2 separate regions of the Homo sapiens genome follow, and region 1 is linked to region 2. A link is a loop called in an ENCODE intact Hi-C map of the cell type or tissue named here. Cell type or tissue: endothelial cell of umbilical vein. All regions are shown on one strand. Each heading gives the region's core, and the rest is flanking DNA. Links, peaks and the distances in the headings are about the cores only.

Region 1 (7,764 bases), core at 1,902-6,901, 180 kb before region 2:
TCTGGTTGCTAAGGATAATTTTCCTCTGTCCGTTACAGTCAAACACTCCCATGCTCATACACTAGACTAATGATCCTCAACTCCAGCCACACATCTGAATTATCTGAGACAGTGTTTTAGTTCGTTGTTGTTGTTGTTGTTGTTATTGTTTTAACCACAACATGCAGGGCCCATACCAGAACAATTGTAGTCAGAATCTCTGAAAGTGAAGACAGTCATCAATATTTTTTGCCAGCTCCCCTGGCAACTTTAATATATAGCCAGGGTTGAGAATCACTGACCTCAATATTGTTATTATCAATAACTACACCCATCATACATTTTCTGTTTTAAGCACCTCTACTCTCCAAAGACGGTCTCCCAATTTTCAGCTTATTCACTGTAGTACCCCAACCTCCAACGTCCCTTGACTCCACTGGGACTTCCCATGTACATACTCTGCCACGTTTTTAGTCTATCCACTCTCCTCACATCCTCATTTCCCTCTTCATTCAGCTTAGAGTCTGTTTCCATCATCATCTCTCCCTTGTATACCCATGAATACCATGTTCCTTTCTCCCTCTGTTAGGGCTGCCTGGCCACACCCCAAGCCAGGTTTGCATTAATCAAGGACTTACCAAGAAACCGATAAAACCAAGAGAGAGCAAAGGGGGAGACTTTCTAGAAGGGATTGTTCTAAAAGGGTAGGAAGGTAAAGGGAAAGCAATAAGGGATAGGGAAGCACCCCAAGGCTAACAGCAGCAGGAAGCAGTTACCACCCCTATGCCTGGAAGAATAAGAAGAGAGATGGTTCCTGGGACCTACAGAAAGCCACATCTACAGAAGAGGGCTGCTTAATAGGAGCTACGGCTTCCTTGGAGGGGTACAGTCACTGACAACCAGGGGCCACTGGCGAAGGAGTGGGAAAGTAAATATAAGCATCTCACTGCCCCCTGCCCTTCAATCTCCTGCCTGCCATTAGCCAAACCCAACCCAGAGGCCAAGGAAGGCATGAATCATTCCATAAGTATCAGCCACCTAGGGTACCAAACCCGACGAAGAAGGATAAAGAATGGGTCAGAATGGGCACATGAAGAATACCCAACACATGGTTAAATTCATCTTTCTGCTTATATCTCTGTGGCATCCGAGCATAGCTGGGAAAATTGCACAGCCATGCTGATAGATCTCTCATAAGACTAATACTGTAGACTTCATGGGGGCTTATAACATTACCCAGCAGCCCTTCCATATTTACTGATAAACTCACTTTCTCACCATCTTAGAAGACCATCAGCTCCCTGCCCCACCTCACTGACTTTGCCTGATATTTTACGAACAAAATAGAACCAACCATAAAAGAACTAACTCATTTGCCCACCAAATCTATCAACCCTCCCACATCTGTTCCTGTCTTCTTTACCAGCCTTCCTGACCCAAAGATGACCTGTCCCTCCTCTTATCCAAGGTCAATCTCTCCACTTATGCACATAATTCCATCCCCCTCACTACTCAGAAAACTGGCTTCTGAAATTACCTACCTTTTCTCTCTCCTGCATCTTAAAACAAAATAAGTTTCAAAATTCTTGCTTACACTCTCAGCCCCACTGATGTGCAGTTCCATGACTGTGCTGAGCATATTACTTATTGGTTCTAACTGCATCTTAAAATGCTCTTAAGACACTTCATGGCTTACCGCTTCACTTTATTCAGGTCTCTGCTCATATCTCATTCATTCTTCCCTGATCATCCAATGAAAATAGACTCTGCTCCTACCCTGCTGTTCTCCATCCTGTTTACCCTAAGTTTTCTTCATAGCAGTTACCACTAAGTGAAAATACTGCGTCTATTTAGTTATGCCTTCATTTTTGTGTAGCTCCCACTAGAATCTACTAATAAAGATTTCACAGATCTCGTTTACTACAGTATCTCTAGTATTTGGGACAGTGTCTGATTTATGATAGGCTTTCAATGGGAGATGACAGGGAGGGAGAAAAGAATAGAGGCCTTGCTGGTGAGACTATTTGCTTGCTGCTCCAGCAGAAATCAGGCTCACGAGATGAAATGGCTCAGGTCTTGGTACCTTAGGAATAGGTCTTTATCCAGAAGCTAGAGTATAAGCAAATATGGGAGAAAGTATGTAAATAGTGAAAATTCCAAAGTCCTGACTTTAATCCTGTTTCTGGCACTCCTAACTGTACCACTTTGGGCAAGTTACTTTACCTCTCTGTGCTTCTATTTCTTTATTTGTAAATAGAGAAGGATTGAGAAGGGAATAGATGTAGAAATGTTTTGTAAATTTTAAAGCATTATGTAATTACTTCTTCAGAACTACCGGATTCCATTGATACTTTTTATTTTTCAACTCTGACATTTTCTTCTTATTTTCAATTTAAATTGTTTCCTAGCAATAACATGGTCAAGACCATTACCCATCACATAGTCATATGACATATGATATTATGGCATTAGTGTTTAATATGTCATTTAGTCTCTAGTCTAGTGTTTAATATGTCACTTAGTCTCTTTTCTGAGTTGTGGGTGTTTCAATTCTCATGGCTCAGAAGTGTAAAAACTATATTTTTAGCCAGAAATCTTACATAGACAAAGCAATAAAAATATATAAGACTACTTAATACTTTATTAAGTAGCCAAGTGAAGAATGGAATTTAGGTTAAAAAGCCCTTGTTTTCCATTTATTCTGCCTACACCCAGAAGTCTACGGCACTTAGGGCATGTTTGAAATACCCTGGCTTACACGTTGGGATTCTTTGAGCATCTAGACCAGCCCTTCTTGCCTTGATATCCTCAAGGAGTTGCAGAGGCTAGTGGAAATTGGAATTGTCCATATCTGAGAAAAATAAATACTGATAAGCATGGCAGTAAAGTGCCAGCCATGAGATCAGGGGCTCTCAGGCTTCCCTCCTGAACTCTATGCCTGCCAATCTTGGCCACCTACCTTTGTGGTGGATTCTAGGTTTGCAGAGCTCCAAATAATAGCACAGTGTTCTGTGCTTCATTGAACACCCTTGAAAAGTCAGCTAATTGTATCCCTATTCCATTCTTCCATTCTCTTTCAAAATAATAGAATCCACTATTTTTATCTTGGTATATTCCCAGTCTCCTCTGCAGCTATGCATTACCATCTAACCAAGTTCTGGACAGGGGAATATGAGCAGAAGTCATGTAATCAAATTCCAGGCTGTGTTCTTAGATGGTAACGGCCCTCTCTCCTCTTTTCTCCATCCTCTTATCTGGGTCATGGATATGGAGGAGCTACTTTGGACCATTCATTCTTATAAGGAAAACACACTAAAGATAAAGCAAAACAAAGCAGAAGTAGCTGGGTCTTTAGACAACCTTGTTGAACAGAGCTCCATGCCAGCCCTGGGCCTCCTACTTCCTGGCTATTATAGGAAGGAAAAATAAAGTCTATCTTATTTAAGTCACTTTTGTCTGGGGCCTCTGTTACATATATAGGTGAACATTTATCCTAACTGATACGATAAGTAAGGTCAGAATCAAAAGAGCATCACCTCTTCCCCACTAGTCCTCCAGTCAAAACACTCAAGCCTGAAATCAATGGATGAATACAGTCCCAGGGAAAACACTGGGAGCTACCTCCCTCCAGCATTCCAGATCCAACCCTTCCTTCTTATCCTAAGGGGAGGAGCCATTGGGATAAGGCAGGGCCGACAGCCAGGCAGCTCCTCTCTGTTCTATCTTTTCATGCTCTACAAGCCTGATTGGTGCTGTCCACCTCCAGAACCAGTGGTCATGGCCAGCCCACAGTGCCCCACATCCAACGAGGGCCTTGGGAATATGATAAGCTCTGATGAGTGTGGCATCTAAAGGTGGCAGCTGAAACAAATCAGGGCCCCTGTTTCCAACTGTGCACAGCCCCAATGCCAGCCAGAAGATGGCAGCACCACTCCCCATGCCTGGCATACACACCCACCCCAATCCAGTCCCAGGCCGCATCCTCCCATACATTCTATCAGATACTGGCTCCAGAAGAGATTTGTTCCAGAGAAAAGGTGTCCAGGGAAATGCAATACATTTTAATTGAATTTTAGCAAATTTCAAAATAATTATACTATGCTCTATAAAAGTTTTATTTATGTATGTATGTATTCATTCATTCATTCATTCATTCATTCATTCATAAGAGACAGGGTTTCACTCTGTCACTCAGACTGGAGTGCAGTGGTATGATCATAGCTCACTGCAATCTCAAACTCATGGCCTTAAGTAATCCTCCCACCTCAGCCTCGCAAGTAGCTGGGACTAGAGGCACTCACCACCATATCTGGCTAATTTTTTTATTTTCTAAATTTTTTTTGCAGATGAGATCTCACTATGTTTCCCAGGCTGGTCTTGAACTCCTGGCCTCAAACAATTCTCCTACCTTGGCCTCCCAAAGAGCTGAGATTACAAGCTTGAGCCATCACACCCAGCATAAAAATATTTTTAAAAACCTTTGCAGCATTGTTTGATAACCATGGCATTTTCCTGGGACCACTCATTTGTATAGCTGAAATCTTGACCATATGTGATGTTCTACATAGGGTATGTGTGTCCCTAGACACTTAGTCCTCTCAGTTAAAAAGGGAAAGGAAAGGTCCTGAGCTGAATGCAGATGCTGGTGCTCAAATCAGCTACCCTTCACTTTCCCAACTCACTCTTCCCTGAACCTTGCTCACACCCACCTTGGAAGATTCCAGGGTGTTCTAGCTACAAGGAATCTTGAAGGTCATCGAACCTGGTATTTTTTCTTGCCTTTTAAACAAGGTTACCCTTGATGAAAATGAAATCTTGTATGGAATCCTAAAACAAATAAAAGCAGAACTTCACTAGTATATATTTACTTCATGAGTTCAAATATGCTACGTATAATATAAAATATATCACTGCTGGCTCTAAGACTGATTTGATTAATGTAAAAACTTTGAATAATTACAAACATATTATCCTCAGCATCCAAAGTATTATGTTATTTTCACTTAGTAGCACAATATTTAGAAAATACTCATTCATCTAGCTAAGTAGTTGGAAATGGCAACAGTTTTGTTTTAAAACAACTTGTCTTACAACTTGGATTTCTGTTCAACTAAATTTACCCAGAAGCTTGCAAGAAAAGTAGTAGGAAATATCTGTTTCAAAGTTGAATTGTTGGTAACACCTAATAAATTCTTGCATTTCTAATCATAAAGTCAGAACGGATCATTCATTCTAGCTCTTGTGTGATGTTTTCAAGATGCAAGAGAGTCAGTTGTGGTGATACAAGCAAGTCTTATGAAATGAGAAGAGCATATGCAAAAAAAAAAAAAAAAAAAGCAAATATGCCATAGTCACAAACTCACTTGTGCTACTTTGTGTCAGTGGAGACAGGCATCAGTCATGTTAGAATTTGAGAGATAGACTAGTGCAGAATATCAGTATTCCTCATCAAATGTGCATACCCACATGACAAAGTTTTATTGTGACATTCATTCCAAATGAACCTAGCAGCACATTTTAACACACTGATGTTCTCAGATATGTTAAAATGTGAAATAAAATACATCTGAATGTATGTTATTTTTTACAGTGTTTTCAATAGTTAAGATATATTTTGCAAGAGAAAAATCAAATGAAAAGTTTCCAGAACTCCTAAAACTCCTCCATAGAGCCCCCTAAGATTCCATGGAACTGAGTCTGAAAACCATTCCATGGAAGTGAGTTTGAAAATCAATCATGAAGACCATATAAGGATTCCTAGTCCAAACAGGCATATCTAGTTGCCTAGGGCCACTCTGGAAGTTTGTGACAGAATCAAGACTAGGGCCTGGGTCTTCTGGCTCCCATTCTAGGCTCTTTTCCACCAGACTGACCTGTCTGTCATAGAGGGACATGCTATCACATCTCTCATCCAAGGGAAAGTTCCAGATGTGGCATCTGAGTCCTAAGGTCCCAAAGGAGAAACCCATTTAGATGGACACATGCCTAGGAATGTGTCCATCTAAATGGGCTATGACTATGAATGCTAAAGCTTTCACAAACCCTAAAATTAGGAAAAGTATAAACCCCAAATTTATGCCTTGAAATTAGGCTCTCTTAATTTATACCTTCTTCATTTCTAAGTTGCTAGAGATGCGATGAGTAGGGTGTGACCCCCTTGTAGCTCAAGGCCAGTGTTTTTTAATCCATGGTTTTCTACGTTAGAACTTGATCTCCAAGCCAATTGGTGAGGGTTATAGTAATTTCCACAGGACATTGCATTAGTTTGGTAGCATTCCCATAACAAAGCACTAAAAATGGGATGGCCTAAATAACAGAAGTTTATTTTCTCACAATCAAGGAGGCTGGAAGTCCAAGATCAAGGTGTGGGCCAGGTTGGTTTCATTCTAAGGCCTCTCTCCATGGCTTTTAGGTGGCCATCTTCTCCCAGTGCCTTCACATTGTCTTCCCTCTTCATGTGCCTGTGTCCTAAGCTCTCTTCTTATAAGGACACCAAATACAGGGGATTAGGGCCCACCCTAATGACCTCATCTTACCTATTACCTCTTTAAAGGCCTTATCTCCAAATACAGTCACATTCTGGGTGACTGGGGGTTAAGACTTTAACATATAGATGGGGGAGGTGGGGATAAGGAGGACACAATTCAGCCTGTAACAAGGATAATGGTTGATTGGGGCTGCCAACCGTAAAGAAATGGAGCATAAGGACCAAGATAGGAACACCTGTCAGTGATCTGATCACTCCATTCTCCTCCTCCATCCCCTTCTGGACACGGTCTTAGAGATCCTAAGGGAAAGGCTGAAAACTATGTTCAAACACCCCCTAACTTCATGTTTCTGTGCAGATTAGATATGTGGGGTTAGCAGAAAGGCAGATAAAATTGAAAACATCAGGATAGATTTTGGTACTTTTACTTTTTCTAATTTAGCACTGTAGGCTTAAATAACTTAAAAAAAAATACTGGTTTAAGATTAAGAAGGGTATATTTTGAAGGTTTCCAAATACTCAGAATGCTAACAGGTTGGAGAGTTTGATAATCCATATACATTTTTAAATCTATGAAAATTTAGGCTTTTAAAATCAGCTTTTATTCACAATTCGTAATTGCAAAGATATGGAACCAACCTAAGCGCCCATCAGTCAACAAGTGGATAAAGAAAATGTTGTCTGGATACACCATGGAATACTACTCAGCCATAAAAAAGAACAAAATAATGTCTCTCACAACAACTTGGATGGAGCTGGAGGCCATTATTCTCAGTGAAGTAACTCAGGAATGAATAACCAAAGACTGTATAATCTCACTTATTATAAGTGGCAGCTAAGCTATGAGAACACAAAGGCATAAGAATGATATAATGGACTTTGGGGACTCAGGGCATGGGGAAGGTGGGGGAGGGTGAGGGATGAAAGACTACATATTGGGTAAAGTGTATACTGCTTGGGTGACGGGTGCACTAAAATCTCAGAAACCACCACTAAAGGACTTGTCCATGTAACCAAAAACCACCTGTACACTGAAAACTACTGGAGTAAAAAGTTTTTAAAATCTGCTTTTATAAACAAACCCTAATTTTGTTAATAAACAAACAGCCTTTAAAGTGAATACAAAGGGCAAAGGATCCGATTATAAAAATACGCAGAGAGCGACAACAGGCTACAAATGGCTGATCTATATATAAATGATGCTCAGTATCACTCATTAGAGAAATGCAAATTCACTCATTAGAGATTAAAACAACATACCCCTTTTCTACTCATCATTAAGAAAAAGATTTAAGTAT
Region 2 (7,764 bases), core at 1,017-6,016:
TTTTGAATTTCCTTTCAAACCTGAGTTCTCACCTTCAAAATGAGGAGCTAGAACCCCTTAAGAGACTAGACATTAGTAATGTTCTTGTAGATAACATCTTTGCTATTTCTCTAAAAGAGATTCCCAAAAACTACCAGTATCTTTACTGTTGTTGGGAGCATCAAATTTAAATACCAAGGAGATTCAGGAAATGTTATAAATTAGACCTTCTAAATGGTGTGCCATTATAGACATTTCATTTTCATATGTACTCAATTTCATATACCAACACGCTAAGGACTCCAAGCAATGCTTTCTTGGTTCATATCTGACCAATACCACATGTTCAGTCACAGCTAAAAGGGGCCCCATGACTTATTTTGATCCAACTCCAGGAGGAAACCCAGTGCCTGGGAACCTACAATCCTAATATCTTGGGTCCTAGTGTATGTAAAATACCATCCAAGTATATTTCCCCATTCTCAGTACCAAAAGGAAAAAAAGAAGGCAAAAGACTTGTACAATCTTTTTCCAGTCTCCCCACCCCCGCACAAATTGTATTCTGCACACATGCTGAAGCATTAGCATCGGCTGATTTGGAAGGAATATTGGAAATGAAGTGATAGCAGAGTAAATGTCAATGCATTCAGTGTGACACCGTGAGCACCAGATCTTAAACAGCTTCATCATTGTGGCATTTACTGTATCCTGAAATAATATTAATCCCACTGTTGTCCTTCTTGATGGAATCATCCATGAATATGGTTTATGGGCCTGGCCAAAGTGATAATAGGTTAAAAGAACAGCCTATCCAGTGTTCCACTAAATTAAGGTCGCTTCATGGAATTTAATGAAACAAGTGCTGCATGGGGTTTTCAAAGGACGTTCTTGTAATTCATGTCTATTTAGGGCTCCTGATAACCAGAAACCTAATTTCTTAGAGTAAAATAGCTTTCTGTAAAGCCTGGTCATATAGAAGAATAAAAAAGAAAAAACTTTAAAGGGCAATGATCAGACTTCCACTGTAATATTTTGTTATTTCAAATCCAAAGTTTAAGCAAAAAAAAAAAAAAAAAAAAGTTGGGAGGGAGCAATAAGACATTTTGAATAAAACAAAATATGAAAATTAATCAGATCCATATGTCATTCTGCAGCTGAATGCTGAAATAAAGATTTGGTCCTACCCACTCCCTTTAGCCACATACCTAGGGAAATAAAAAGGTCTTGGGATATAGGAGGCCACCGCATGCTAGAAATGATGAGAAATGAAATAACTGTTCTGACTTTGAGAGTGGTAGAGGGAAGACAATGGCAAATGTTTCTAGGCAGGTATTCCCATTCCACTTATCAAGGCTAAACAGGGCTCACACATTTAAACCTTCTCCAAGAGAGCCATAACCCCAGACTAATGTCCCTAGAGGTATTGGAACATTTCTTTACCCTTGCCAAAGACTAAGTGAAAGTATTAAACAATCGCAGGTATTTATTTTGAATCCAATATGGGTAGAAAGGACATTCCATCTATTTTAAGGTAGAGGTAAGTCCCAAAGAGATGCATTGAATTCTTTTTGAACTATTCCTTTTCTTGTCCCCTATCACCAATAACTTGATGGTTTTTCTGGTTACAGTGGAGATCACAAATTCAAATACCAATAGAGGACAGACAGGTAACTTAAATGGGTGAAGTGAGCTAGGAGAAATAGACATTGAGACTATGCTCAACAGGGGAGTGCTTGTCCCTTTAAGTCCCTTTAACAAGGAGAAGCCCATGTCAAGCTTGAGACCATTGGTTCTGTGCAGGAACATAGTGTTGCTATATTTTCAAGAGATTCCAGAAACTTTAAAATTTTATGTGAAATAATCTAGCTCTTAAGTGGCACAATTTAATTTTCTTTCAATTATAGGACGTCATGACTGTGGGCTGTGATCCTAACTCAGCTTTCAGATTAGGAGTTTGTCACTCTTGACAGAGCAACAGCCAGCAATGTCATTGAGGCTTTGAGGCACTAGGGTAGAAAAGAGAAAGTGGTATTAAATATAAACCCAAAAAGTATGTAGAACAATGCATAAATCACATTATATAAAGAGAAGCCATTACTCTATCTAACCCACTTTCTCTATGCATTGGGCCTATTTGCAGTCAATTTTCAGTTAATTTTGCTTTCTAGGCAAATCTTTGTAAAGGGCCTGAGGTCAGGGTTATTTTCTCTGACTCCAAGGCAGGTAGGGAGGGTCTGCAGCCACCCACTACCTTCTCAGTGACCCTTGCTGTTGGTCTCCATGAAAAAGTCCTCCTTTCCTCCCCGATCAGCCAAAGTCTATTCTGAGCTTCCCCTTTTCACTGAAAATTCAGAAGGCTGCCTCCCTGTCTCTCAGTCTATTTCAGTTATATTTCTCAAGGCAAAACCGGGTTAATTACCCAGAAAGTTGGCCGTCATTTAAGGGCCCGATTTACTTAGACCCAGAAGCCACATATGTGATAGATTCAGCACAAGTTCCCAGGGCAGCCTCCCTGATCCCCAACCCACGCATGGTAGGATGACCCAGTTTTTCCGCCTCTAAAATGCAAAAGGTGTAGTCTGGCCACAAACAAGGGCCCAGGTGCCTTCTGGGCAGGTATCCCCCGACTGTAAGCCAAGTAGAGAACTGTAAAAAGGCAAGCACTAGCCCCCAGCCACGGCCAAGGAAGGAGAAAATGGTGAAACTACAGTAGCTGTGCAAGCCCATGTGCCCATGTGGGTTGGAGCAGAACAAGGTCTCCAGCTGTCTGAGTGTTCCAGGAGAAAGCGCAGTGTGAAAGTGCACACTCTTTACCATGCATGGCCTAGCTCAAGGATGTCTTTTCCTTGACACTGTCTCTGCCAACTCCTTCTTCCTTTTTCTCCTGTGAGCACATAGCAGGTACGGTCTATACTGCGTGACACCTTGTCTTGTTCTACTATTTAACTCTTTTTGTGTCTAGACCTGAACTCTATGATGAACTATTTAAAAAGAGGTATATTTGTGATACCACTCTGCATTCCACACAGGGCTAACACTGAGCCCTGAGTGTATGTGCAGCCCAGTTCACATCTATGAAAGGAAGAGAGGAAAGAAGCTGTCCATCAACATACAAAAGTCAAACTCAGCCACAGAGGGAAATTCCACTACATAAAGGATACAGTCAGAGGATAAAAAAGTGGCACACATTGATCAATTAACAGTTTATAAAATGGGGTTTTCAGGCCAGGTGCCATGGCTCATGCCTATAATCCCAGCACTTTGGCAGGCTGAGACAGGCAGATCACTTGAGGTCAGGAGTTTAAGACCAGCCTGGCCAACATGGTGAAACCCCATCTCTACTAAAAATACAAAAATTAGCCGGGTGTGGTGGCACACACCTGTAATCCCAGCTACTGGGGAGGCTGAAGCAGGAGAATTGCTTGAACCTGGGAGGCAGAGTTTGCAGTGAGCTGAGATCGCGCACTGCACTACAGACGGGGCAACAGAGCCAGACTCCGTCTCAAAAAAAAAAACAAAAATGATTGGATTTTTAAGCTGACATTCCAAGTTCCCGGTCACAATAACCTGAAGTGAAATGGTGATACAATTTCTTCACAATCTTGTGATTCAGCCTTAATACATTCTTAAAATACTTATTTGGGTCTATTCATAACAACAATAAAAACCTATTACGACAGGAAATATATCCCCTAAAATATATTCTGATACTTGACAAAAAAAAAACACACACACACACACATTTGTCTTCCAATAATGCCAGAGGCCACTGGTTTGTAGTCAATTCAGAAAGAAGTCATTCATGAGGAATGTTTTTGGCTTCCAAAAACATTCAAAAAAATCAGAACAATGGAATCTCCTTTGGCAAATATGAGACATGAGACTATTTCCTCAGGGCAATCCAGATGTATCTCTGAGGACTCAGCTCCATAGGAATCAACATGATCTCCAGAGAATGGTGCAGGTCAGCTGGGGCTGTCCTCTCTCCACTACCACCCAGGCTTGAGCTCCCTTTCCCTTGCTCCTGGTCACTCTACTAACTTCCCAACTGGGCTCCTCTACATCTCCAAAGGAAGGTACTTTCTTACCTTTGCTCCAGTCAAGCTGAAATATTCACAGTTCCCTAGATAGGCCCTGACCCTCTCTGGGTTAATGACTGTGCTCAGTCTATTTTCTCTTCCTATAATGCTTTCTTCTCTTCCCCCCTACAATATTCCACTCCAGTCCATGATCCCATTCTTCCAACATGAGTCATTTCCTCAGGAAGACATTCCTGATCATTTCAAAATCTCCTCAGATGTGTCTCTCTCCTCCACCATATTTTTTTTTTTTTTTTTAGGCGGAGTTTCCTTCTTATTACCCAGGCTGGAGTGCAGTGGTACGATCTTGGCTCACTGCAACCTCCACCTCCCCGGTTCAAGCAATTCTCCTGCCTCAGCCTCCCGAGTAGCTGGGATTACACGGACCTGTCGCCGTGCCCAGATAATTTTTTTGTATTTTTAGTAGAGACGGGGTTTCGCCATGTTGGCCAGGCTGGTCTCGAACTCCTAACCTCAGGTGATCTGCTCGCCTCAGCCTCCCAAAGTGCTGGGATTATAGGCATGAGCCATCGCATCTGGCCTCCTCCACCATTATTTCTTTATCCATGGCACTTAGAGCATTAGACTTGAATGAGAAAGTAATCAGAGCTATCTATTTTCTTTATCGTTATGACACTTGGTACCTAACACTATGGCTACATAAAGAGCTGATCAAGAAATATTTATGAATGAATCCTTCTATTAGGTCTGAACTGTATCCTTCTATAAGGTATGAACAGGCTGAGAGGTCTTGGAAGTGGAAGAAATAAAATGGGATTCCATCTCCAGACTTGAATTCTTCTCCCAGAGGCAGAACACCAGAATTGATGGGAGCCAGGCACAGTGGCTCAGGCATGTAATCTCATCACTTTGAGAGGCCAAGGAGGGAGGATCGCTTGAGCCCAGGAGTTTGAGACAAGCCTGGGCAACATAGCCAAGACTCCATCTTTACCAAAAATAACAAATTAGCTAGACTCAGTGGTATGCGCCTGTAGTCCCAGCTACTTGGCAGGCTGAGGCAGGAGGATCTCTTGAGCCCAGAAGTTGGAGACTGCAGTGAGCCACCATTGGGCCACTGCACTCCAGCCTGGGTGGCAGAGTCAGACCCTGTCTCAAGAGCACAAAACGGCTGATCTGATGAAGCACATAGTCTTATTTCATGCCTCAGTGAAGACCAGAATGATTGGCTGTGCCCAAAAGAAGGGCACAGAGTCCCTCAAGAGGGGTGAATTTAGCTTCTCCAGAAGGGCACCTAGAGCAACAGAGACTTTCCCTCTGGGCAGCAGAAAAATGTCCACAATGCCATCATATGGTATAGAAATGTACTGGGCTTCTGTTGTTTTTGCCAGAACATGTTCATTTCTCCCCTTTTCTCCCCCCATCACATGGTTCAGGTTCAACCATTGTCTCCCTCCCTGAGTAAAGAAAAAAATTATTCATGACACTTTTTAAAGAATGGTAAGGGAGACTTTACTGAGGGAAACTATCAAGATAGTTATAAGGACTACTGCAATGGGGCCTTGCAGTGGGGAGAGAAATTGGGCTCAACTCTGAATACAATGAGGAAAAGTAGAAATTTCTAGCCAGTTGGGGGCAGGGGGACGGTGTGGATGGATGAAAAATTACTAAGAGGAAACATCGGGGGTGAGAGGTGATTCTGCCTAAACCAAACTAACAAGATTATTGCTGAAGGCTGCCTAGGGGAGGGTGGGAGTGAAGAATTTGGTGAGATATTTGGCAATCAGATACTAAAGGTGGGGGATTCTGGCTAAATCAGCTTAACAAAATTCTTGTCAAAATTGGGTGATACAAAGACAGACATGAAAGTACAAAAGTCAAGGCCTGGTTGGGAAGAAGAAAATTCAGAGGATTCTGACTAAAGTTTGGTCAAGTAAAGACTCTTTGTTACTCCCAGCATCCAGGAGGGGTCAGCAGGCCTGAAGCCAGAGCTGCCCAGAGAAAGTCAAGTCAAGGACCTAACAAAACCAGTAAGAAAGAGCTGCTCTCCATCTACTGGGTTGCCAAGCTGGAGCTCTTGCTGTTCACTTTTTCTAGCATGTGGGGAGGGCCTAAGAATGAAGGCAAGACAGAAGACAGCAGAGCTGAGAGGTGGTGAAAGAAGCAATGTCCTTATCTTATCACTAAGTCGCTGTATCCTTCCATGCCTGAAGTCAGTGCACCCTTGGACTTCCCAATAATATGAGCTTATATATTCTTTTTAGTTTGTTTAAGCCACTAGGTTTCTCTCACTTACAATCAAGAGTTGTGACTGAAACAATGGGAACCACTTTGCACCGAGAGGCAGACTGCCGGCTTGCTGTTCCCTGCTGTCTGACTGTGTGACCACAGGTAAGCTCCTGGGACTTTTCCATCTGATTACATGAAGCCATCGAACCAGGCTGATTCCTAAAGTTCCTAGTAGCCCTTGTTAGATATGAGTTCTAAATTTCAAAGAATCAATATGTCAGTATGTTCAATTCTTTGCCTTCTACTTTTAAGCTTAACTTCCTCGTAAAGCAACCTTTTCCGATTACCTGCTCCACCCTGACTAATTCCAATAACCTGCTCATTCTCCACCCTGACTCATTCTGATTTCCTGTTCTGCCATAACCATTTTTTCCCACCAAACCACTCACCCCGTCACTCTCTTTAAATTAACCAATCGGAATTAGTTTAGCCTGTGCGGTCTAACCCTAGCCAATAAGGGAACGACACAGCAGCAGGGGCTACGTGCGTCAGGGATAAGAACCCCTTCCCCTCCCTTGTCCAAGTGTGTGCTCACCATTGCTCCATCTGTAAGGGCGCACCCTTCTATAGAAGTACACTGCCTTGCTGAGAATTAAAAAGAACATTTTACATTCGAGTGCTATGTCTTTTGTGGCACCAAAACTCCATTTTTAACACCCTGACATTCTCTAAGTCACTCTCTAGACTGGACATTCTAGAGCAATGCTAAATCTAATTAAAACATAATTCTACAACTGATCTGCCATATTGTGATAATGATCAATGCTTTTGCGCCATTTTTAATTTTTTTTTTTTTTTTTTTTTTTTTTTGTCTTCAGTAGTAGTTTTGCTTTTGACAACACCAGAACAGTGTGAAGCTCTTATTCCCTCACTGGGGGGCTTTGACATCTCACCACTGGGCTGAAAGAAAGTTATTTAAAACAACTTCAGTTCTGAAGCCATCCTCATAGGGTTAACAATTCTGGACAGAAATAGAGTTATAATTAAGCATTAATCAGGCTTCACTTCGGCTGACTTCCTTGTAACTGAAAGTCATGGAACACTGGATACTGACCGTTCACATCCCCGTTGTTCCTATAGACAGGATTTCTGACATTAGATAGAATCGCCGATGTTAGAATCATAAGGCTTTTGTTTAAGAATTGATTAAGCAAATCCTGAATTCCAGCAGAACAGCTGATGTCAACCAGTTTAAACACCCCCTTGGAGAAACCGAATCTGCATGAAAATAGAATTTCTTCATCTGCCTGTCTCATGACTTCACCCTGCACCCTCCCATCGATCAATGATCTCTACTTTGAACCCCTTAAAAACCCTAGCCTCGAACTCCTTTGGGGAGACAGATTTGAGGTTTCCTCCCACCTGCTCATTAGGCAGCCCTACAGTTAAACCTCCCTTTCTGCTGCAACACCATGTCTTGGTATATTGACTTGCTGTGTGCATCTGGCAATGGACCTAT

The links. Peaks named below come from ENCODE experiments on the same cell type or tissue, not always from the same donor. Only the 100,000 strongest peaks of a DNase experiment are listed, where the experiment ranks them.
Region 1: a loop joins it to region 2, with 4 times the contacts of the local background. A loop is called at or near these places in 1 of 110 quality-filtered maps.

What each region holds. Positions count from the first base shown.
Region 1 is chr2:67,729,935-67,737,698 of GRCh38, forward strand. No RefSeq gene overlaps it. Among named protein-coding and RNA genes, the nearest start is that of LINC01812, 92 kb to the right of the region's middle. In endothelial cell of umbilical vein, for the core only: a CTCF peak has its summit at 3,855 (motif pointing right); a DNase peak (open chromatin) is centred at 3,887.
Region 2 is chr2:67,913,673-67,921,436 of GRCh38, forward strand. No RefSeq gene overlaps it. Among named protein-coding and RNA genes, the nearest start is that of LINC01812, 92 kb to the left of the region's middle. RefSeq lists an enhancer at 5,978-7,177. In endothelial cell of umbilical vein, for the core only: no CTCF peak of the experiment used is centred there; DNase peaks (open chromatin) are centred at 3,959 and 4,149; H3K27ac peaks cover 2,248 bases.